Regions from separate parts of the Homo sapiens genome. Here region 2 is linked to region 1. Evidence: chromatin loops called from intact Hi-C (ENCODE). Cell type or tissue: Caco-2. All regions are shown on one strand. Region 1 overlaps DNAH2 (dynein axonemal heavy chain 2). Region 2 overlaps DNAH2 (dynein axonemal heavy chain 2).

Region 1 (4,000 bases):
AGGAGGGGTCTCGAGCCGTCATGATGGAGTTGCATCTTGGATGGCTGGTGGGAGGCAGGACTGGAGGGCCGGGAGCTTACCTCCCGCGCCAAGTCAGTGTTGATCTCTGTGGTCTCACTGGTCTCCAGCTGCTCAGTCACCTCTGTGGCTGTGATCTTGGAGGTATGCAGCGTGTTCACCAGCTGCACATCATCCAGCAGGGAGCCGGTGGCCTCATTCAGCAGCCTAGGGGGAGGCCCAGAGGCACATGGAGCAAGGGGTTAGCGGGACCAGGCTCCCTGGGATGCTGTTGTGCCTGGGGTAGACTGGGTGGAGGCTGGCTGGGAGTAGACCCGTGGGGCAGTGGGAGGGGAAGGCAGGGCCTCACCGCAGGATCTCATCCTCCAGCTCCTTGAGCTTCCTTTTACCAGCCGCGATGTTGATGACCAGTGAGTCCTTCTGCTCCTCCAGCTCAGGCCGCTCCTTCCGCACCACAATGCCCAGCAGCTGGGCCTCCAGGCCCTGGGGGCATCAGGACTCACAGTGAGGGGCTGTCACTCCTTCGACCTTCACCTTCCTCATCTCTTTCCACCTTGAAAGACCCCTCATCCTCAGCTGCCCAACACAAGCTTATCCCTTTTCTCAATCCTTCCAAACTCTTCCTGCTTCACCCTAGCTCAGTCTGGACCTCAGCCTGTACCCACCTGTTCTTTAACAGCAAAGTTGACGATGGTGGTCTTGGCTGAGGTCTCTGGGCTGTAGTGGGGGTTGGAGAGCTTGGTGGTGATGTAGAAACGGAAATTGGTATTATATTCCACCTCCTTATCGCCAATGCGCATCAACAGCCGACCACCTGCATCCACGGAAGGGTCAGGGGCAAGGACTCCATGTGATGGGTACCAGCTAACCCATCCCCCACCGGCATCCAGGGGCAGCGACTCAGCCTGTCCTAAGGCCCCAGGCCAGGGCTGTCTGAATGGAGGGACAGGTAAGAAGAGGACACAGTCAGAGAGCCAGCCCTTCCCTCCCTAGCATCCCACTTGGCTGGTCTTGGGGACTTGTCCTGACCGATTCGGGCTACAGATTTGTTGAGCATGGGGTTCAGTGTGGGGTCCAGATATTCCTGCACGTTCTGAAGTAGCACCGGGTATCCAAAGTGAATGGCGTGTTCTAGGATTCGCAGGTAATCGCTCATCTGCAGGTCGATGATCTTCAGGCCCTAGAGAGCAAGGGGGAAGGTGAAGGAACACTACGGGAGAGGTGGGGCCTCAGGAAGGGGGGGGCTAACCTGACCCCCCAGCCTCACACCTGGCCTCCTTCCATGTTCTTAATCCATTTCAGGGCCTGGGCCTGAGGGTCGATCATCAGTGCCCACCTGGAAGGGGAGTACAGGTCAGAGGTGAGGCCCTCTCTCCCATGCTCCCGTACCGCCCCCACGCCCAGCAGCACCCTCACCTGTTGCCTCGGGTGACGATGATGCCATTCTCAGTGGAGAAGGCGTCTGAGGGCAACCCTTGGATGTTCCAGTCCCGGACTTTGGTAGGATTGCACAGGAAGTTATCGATGGCGAAAGAAGGGGAGCAAGGAACCTGAAGCTCCCAGATCTGGGGAGAGAAAAGCCCCATGCTTTAACTTGAAGAGCTGAGCCCAGCAGCCCCCGCGCCTTCACGGTATCTCTTAATATTCCCAAAGGTCCTGCCCCCAGCCCTGGTCTCGGAGCCTACTTGTCATGCCTGAGTCCCATCTCACCTTCCCGATCCAGATTTGGTTGACAATCTCATCCCGGTAGTTGGTCAGGAAGGGTCCCATGTAGGACAGGAAGGCAGCTGCCAGGAGACAGTCCCCCACCAGGTAGCCCAGGTCCTCCTCCAGGCCCTGGCGGACAGGAGGGAGGGTAAGCCTGCCTGGGCCCCAGCACTCTGGGAGACACTTGGAATGCTTTTGAAGGCACCCTCTTCTGGACACTGTCAGGTTCAAAGAGGATCTTTCCCTCCCCTAAACCTGTGTGTCCTGACAACTCTAGCCTGGTTCTAATTACTTTTGAGTTCTCTATCTCTAATGGCAATGTTTACATTCTGGTGATAAGGCCTAACCTTTCTGTGAAGCCAGGAGCTCACTGAGGGGCAGAAGCAAGATGTGCTGTGTCTGTTTTCTGTCTGGTTGTTGGGCTACATCAAGAGTCCTTGTGTGTGCTTCCCAGCCCTGCCCAAACACTGAAGCAGATCCCTAATAATGCAAAAAGCCTTTCCTTCCATTGCTCTCACCAAAGGTGTGCAGGGGGAGGGGAAGAGCTCCCACGCCTCAGTTCTTAGAGTTCCCTATACCCAGGTGTCCCCGTTTTCCCTGACTGCTCCTCAAGCTAAAAGGGATGGGTCTCTCGGAAGTGGCGAGCAGAGTGAAAGGACACCAGGTAGTACAGCTGATCTCACCTGGACTGTCTCCTCCCATCTGGCCTTCTCGCCAGCCAACCCCGACACGAGCATCCCAGCTCGCTCCAGCTTCAGCTCCATCTCTTCAGACTTCTTGCGAAGCTCCTCCTTCTGTGCCAGCTTCTCATCATACTGTTTCTTTAGCATCTCCAGTTTCTCAGCTACCTGGGAGAGATTCGAGTATAGCGCATCAAACACAGGGCTCGCAGCCAGATTGTTCTTGTTCACATCATGACTCTGCCATTTTGTAGCTGCCATTTTGTAGCTTTGTTAAATTAATCTCTTTGAGCCTAGTTTCCTCATGTTGTAAAAGAATACCTACCCTATAGGGTTATCGTGAAGAGTAAATGAGATAAAATACGTGAGATGAGGTGAATTTTCTTCCCCTTCCTTCCACCACCCTTTCCTAGAGCCCAGAAACTACTTGGTAGTTTCAGGGTAGCTGGGTAGGGGACGGAGACCTCTTGAAGCATAATAAGCCACACAAGATGGTGGCAAGTGAAGGCCAGACAGCACATAAATGACTGCCACTCCATGCCAGAGGCCATACCTAAGGTGGAACCTTGAAAGAGGAAGAAAAAGAAAGAAATGAACCCAAGAGCTGTTAGAGGGAGAGTCCATTCGAGACAAAGAGCTGGCTGGGCGTGGTGGCTCATGCCTGTAATCCCAATACTTTGGCAAGCCAAGGCAGAAGGATCACTTGAGGCCAGGAGCTTGAGACCAGCCTGGCGACATGGTGAGACCCCGCCTCTATTCAAAAAGTAGAAAATAAGAATAAAAATAAAAAGACAAAGGACCAAGTGCAAGGTCCCACACTAGAGATGGAGGCCTGGGCAGAGCTGTGTATACTAGAGAAACCCCTCTCAAGTCATTGCCACCTGTGGACTCTGTGGAGGTTGGAATGAATATATATATATTCACTGAAATCTGAAGGAGAGAACTGATAGAGCCTTGTCCCAAGATCCTGTATATGTGTGTGTGATCCTGTATATGTGTGTGTGATCCCGTATACGTGTGTGTGATCCCGTATACATGTGTGTGATCCCATATATGTGTGTGTGATCCCGTATATGTGTGTGATCCCGTATACGTGTGTGTGATCCCGTATATGTGTGTGTGATCCTGTATGTGTATGTGATCCTGTATATGTGTGTGTGATCCTGTATATGTGTGTATGATCCTGTATATGTGTGTGATCCTGTATATGTGTGTGTGATCCTGTATATGTGTGTGTGATCCTGTATGTATATCTGACCACCCAACAGCAGTTGTGCCTGGTTACAGACTGTATCACCGTCCTTTTCATCATGAGGAATATGGGGTGGGGGATTACACATAGCATTTACACGATACATGTTCCCTTTCCCGCTGCCACCTCACTGGGAAAGGCAGCCCACATCGTGGAAATAGTTCCACTACTAGAAAGTAGAAGTAGCTCTGCCTTAACTGAGTAATTCTGGTAAGTTTCATCCTTTCGGAGCCTCGCCAAGGTGGCTGCAGGTAAGGGTGATGTGGGCTATGGCACGGTGCAAGGCACACAGCAAGCAAGCACTACCTGACCCAAGCACTTGGAAATGGGAGAGATCACTCTC
Region 2 (4,000 bases), 69 kb after region 1:
TACAGCCACCCGCCACCATGCCCAGCTATTTTTTGTATTTTTAGTATAGACGGGGTTTCACCATGTTGGCCAGGCTGGTCTCGAACTCCTGACCTCGTGATCCACCCACCTCAGCCTCCTGAAGTGCTGGGATTAGAGGCATGAGCCACCACACCTGGCCTAATAATGAGGCAATTTTAAATTCCAAATTGAGCAAAACATTGTACAAGCAAAAGAACTATAACAATGTAAAATTACTCAACTCAGCAGTGAACAATCCTAATAGAGTCATAATAAGATAAGCCCTAAACATCAATGTAACAAAAAGTTGTGTTATAATGATATGGGGAGATTGGAAGTGTGTGAATAGATACAGAAACATTTCTAGTAGCATAAACGTATTATCATGTCCTTCAAACTGGATGTCTTGGATTTGTCACTGTTGATAAACATCTGAGCAAGCCTACTTGGGCATGTATGCTGGCCAACATTGCACCAAAACAAATTCTTCATTCTCTCATCTTGGCAAGATTTTCTTTTTTCTTTCTTTTTTTTTTTTTTTTTTTTTTTTTTTTTTTTTTTTTTTTGGGGGGGAGTTTAGCTCTTGTTGCCCAGGCTGGAGTGCAATGGCGCAATCTCGGCTCACCACAACCTCTGCCTCCCAGGTTCAAGCAATTCTCTTGCCTCGGCCTCCTGAGTAGCTGGGATTACAGACGCTTGCCACCATGCCCGGCTAATTTTGTATTTTTAGTAGAGACAGGGTATCTCCATGTTGGTCAGGCTGGTCTCGAACTCCTGACCTCAGGTGATCCACCCACCTCGGCCTCCCAAAGTGCTGGGATTACAGATGCGAGCCACCGCATCCGGCCAAGGCAAGATTTTCAAGATAACTTTAAGGCAAATTATCCAAGTTTAATATGTCAGTCAACAGGATGAATTCAGACAATACCTTCCTGATGCTGAGCTGAAAATCCTGGGAGAAACTTTGAATGATGTTCAGTCTTTAACTGAAGTTTGTCAAGAAATTTCCAGAATGCAAATTTTATTTCATTGACAAATATCAGTTTTTCTTTAAAAAAAAAAAAAAATCTGTGTGGCGAGGCTGGGCAAGGTAGCTTAGGCCTGTAATCCCAACGCTTTGGGAGGCTGAGGTGGGTGGATGGCTTGAACTCAGGAGTTCGAGACCAGCCTGGGCAACATGGTGAAAACCCATCTCTACCAAAAATAGAAAAAATTAGCTGGGCATGGTGGCAGGCACCTGTGTTCCCAGTACTCAGGAAGCTGAGGTGGGAGGGTTGCTTGAGCCCGGGAGGCGGAGGCTACAGTGAGCCAAGATTGCACCAGTGCACTCCAGCCTGGGTAACACAGTGAGACCTTGTCTCAAAAAAATAAATAAATAAAAATCTGTCTGGGGGATGACTTTTTAAAAATACTTCATAATTTATCTCCAAACAAGTGGTCAGGCAGTAGAGGTAGAAAGGAAAGCCAGAGGAATTGAGTGGTTAGAGCCCAGAGCGGGCTGACCCGGGGGGAAAAGGCACTCTGTGACCGGGGAAAAAAGAGAGAGAAGCTCTGGGAACAAAAAACAGACCTCAGTATCTCGTCTCCTCCTCTCAGGAAATTCTACTCTGCTCCACACAGGGTGATAATACAGCTCCTTCAGCCAGGGTGTGGATGACATCTGGAATATGTTTGTGTTAAGTGCAATCTGTGAAGCTGTTCTGTCCGTAAAACGTGATAAAAGCCAATTTGGACTTCAGAGTTCAAATATTTGGGATATAGGTGGGATACCAAAACCCCTTGTGGGATTAAATCAGTGCTATTAGGGACTGGAAGGCTCCAGGACTAAGAGAGCCAGGTAATTCCGAGGAACATCAGAACATTTGGACAGTCTGCTTATTTCAAGATCTTAACTGGAGCTTGAACACAAAGAGCAAATCTGATAAAGTTATCTTCACTTCCTTGAAGTGTTAATAAGTTTTGGAAGCTGTAACTGACTTGGATTTCTTTACTGGTGATGAGCCCAGACTTTCAAAATCCTTCACTGTGATCGTGTTCTTTCCCTTCCATTATTTACTGGATTGAGGCAGTTTTATCTTAAAACCACAAAAATGTAAAGTATCCTATAACATCTCTCTGGAAAACAATCCCCAAAGGACAGAAACAGGCACCTCTTCTATCTGGAAGACGTGTTTCGCCATTATTTGGATTTCAGATAAACCCAAGCCATAAATATTTGGCCCAAAGTTGCCTTGATAAGCTCTACTATCAAGATTATGCAGAAGGTATTCCAGACAAGAGATGATAATAGCAGACAGAGAAGTTGTCTCCTGGTTTATCCTAACTAGAGGGACACTGTGTTCAAATTTCAGTAAACACAGTGCTGCAGAGGGAAGGGAACAAAGTGCGGGAATCACAGTTGAAATCCACCAGCACGGAATAGTCAAGAACCTTACAGAAACTGTACAATTTATAAGTCCATCAATAGTAGACTGGTTCATTAAATTACAGTACAGCCATACTATGATTTCATACTGCAAGCCAGGAAAAAGAATTAAGTAATTCTATACATACAGAATGAAAGATCCCCCACACAGATTGTTAACCTTAAAAAAAAAGCAAGGTGTGACGGGGTGCAGTGGCTCCCAGCACTTTGGGAGGCCAAGGTGGGAGGATCACTTGAGGCCAGAAGTTCCAGACCAGTCTGGGCAACATAGCAAGACCCTGTCTCCACATTCAAAAAAAAAGGCAAGTTGCAAAAATGCCATTCATGATGTGATTCTATTTCATATATGCAGGATATATTTTTGATTACATGATAATCATGGTTACCTCTAGGGATTGGGGATATGTGCTGAATTTTCACTTTTTCCCTTACAAGCTTCTTTTTTTTTTTTTTTTTAATTTTGAGATAAAGTTTCACTCTTGTTGCCCAGGCTGGAGTGCAATGGCGCATTCTCGGCTCACTGCAACCTCCGCCTCCCGAGTTCAAGTGATTCTCCTGCCTCAGCCTCCCAAGTAGCTGGGATTACAGGCGCACGCCACCATGCCTGGCTAATTTTTGTATTTTTAGTAGAGACGGGGTTTCACCATGTTGGCCAGGCTGGTCTTGAACTCCTGACCTCAGGTGATCTGCCCACCTTGGCCTCCCAAAGTGCTAGGATTACAGGCATGAGCCACCATGCCAGCCATTTCTTTACATACTTCTGCATTAATCTTTTGTTTTTCTTAACAGTGAGCATGTAGTGTTTTTGTCATTTTAAAATACCCAGTAAAGATTTAAAAGATTAAAGGAAAACAACCAAATGAAATGGAGGGTGGGGAGGAAGTGATAAAAATATACCAAATCATTAAAAGTGGTTATTCTTAGGAGTATTTTTTTCTTCATTCTACTTTTCTGCATTTTGCAAATGTTCTAAAATGATCAATAATTTTATAATGGAAAAATTAATCATTTTGAAAGCACTTGGAATATATAGAACAATATGTATAGTACACTACTATTTATGCAAAAAAGGATACTTAAGTAGACATATATGTCTATTCCTGGAATATTATACAAGAATCTGAAACACTGACTGTCTTCAGAGTGAAACTGGGTCCCCTAGGGGACAGCAGAGGAGCAGGCTTTTCATTCTCTATCCTTTTGTAGAATGACTTTTGAATTTTACACTGTATGCCTATATTAGCCCTTTGTAAAGGTTAAAATGTTTTAAAAACTAAAACTGTTACATCACTCTGCTACATTTGTTTTGAAAATACTATCTTCATCAAGTTTTATGAGGCAATTGTTTTGAAGGGGGCAAGAATGCTTCTTGGTTGTTCATTCTTTGTGAGGACCTTTGCGTGAGTCATCAGCTGCCCGATAATGCCAGGAAAGGGTTTTTTAAGTAGATGAGGAAACTCAGGCTCAGAGAAATTCAATGGCCCGCCTGAGGTCACGTGGCAAAATGCTCCAGGGTTTGAACTTGAGACTGTTTAGCACTGAAGTTGATGCTGTATCTACTCTCGCTGGCTGACC

What was found. A loop is a pair of places that touch in the nucleus more often than their neighbours do. Peaks named below come from ENCODE experiments on the same cell type or tissue, not always from the same donor. Only the 100,000 strongest peaks of a DNase experiment are listed, where the experiment ranks them.
Region 2: a loop joins it to region 1, with 17 times the contacts of the local background. A loop is called at or near these places in 47 of 110 quality-filtered maps.

The regions. Positions count from the first base shown.
Region 1 is chr17:7,815,144-7,819,143 of GRCh38, reverse strand. It overlaps DNAH2 (dynein axonemal heavy chain 2), which reads right to left. Exons shown (of 86, transcript NM_020877.5): 64 at 2,409-2,573; 65 at 1,729-1,854; 66 at 1,435-1,583; 67 at 1,288-1,354; 68 at 1,048-1,198; 69 at 684-832; 70 at 368-501; 71 at 81-225. Among named protein-coding and RNA genes, the nearest start is that of KDM6B, 17 kb to the left of the region's middle. In Caco-2, no CTCF peak of the experiment used is centred here; a DNase peak (open chromatin) is centred at 1,913.
Region 2 is chr17:7,745,875-7,749,874 of GRCh38, reverse strand. All of the region lies in intron 12 of DNAH2 (dynein axonemal heavy chain 2), which reads right to left. Among named protein-coding and RNA genes, the nearest start is that of DNAH2, 30 kb to the right of the region's middle. In Caco-2, no CTCF peak of the experiment used is centred here; no DNase peak of the experiment used is centred here.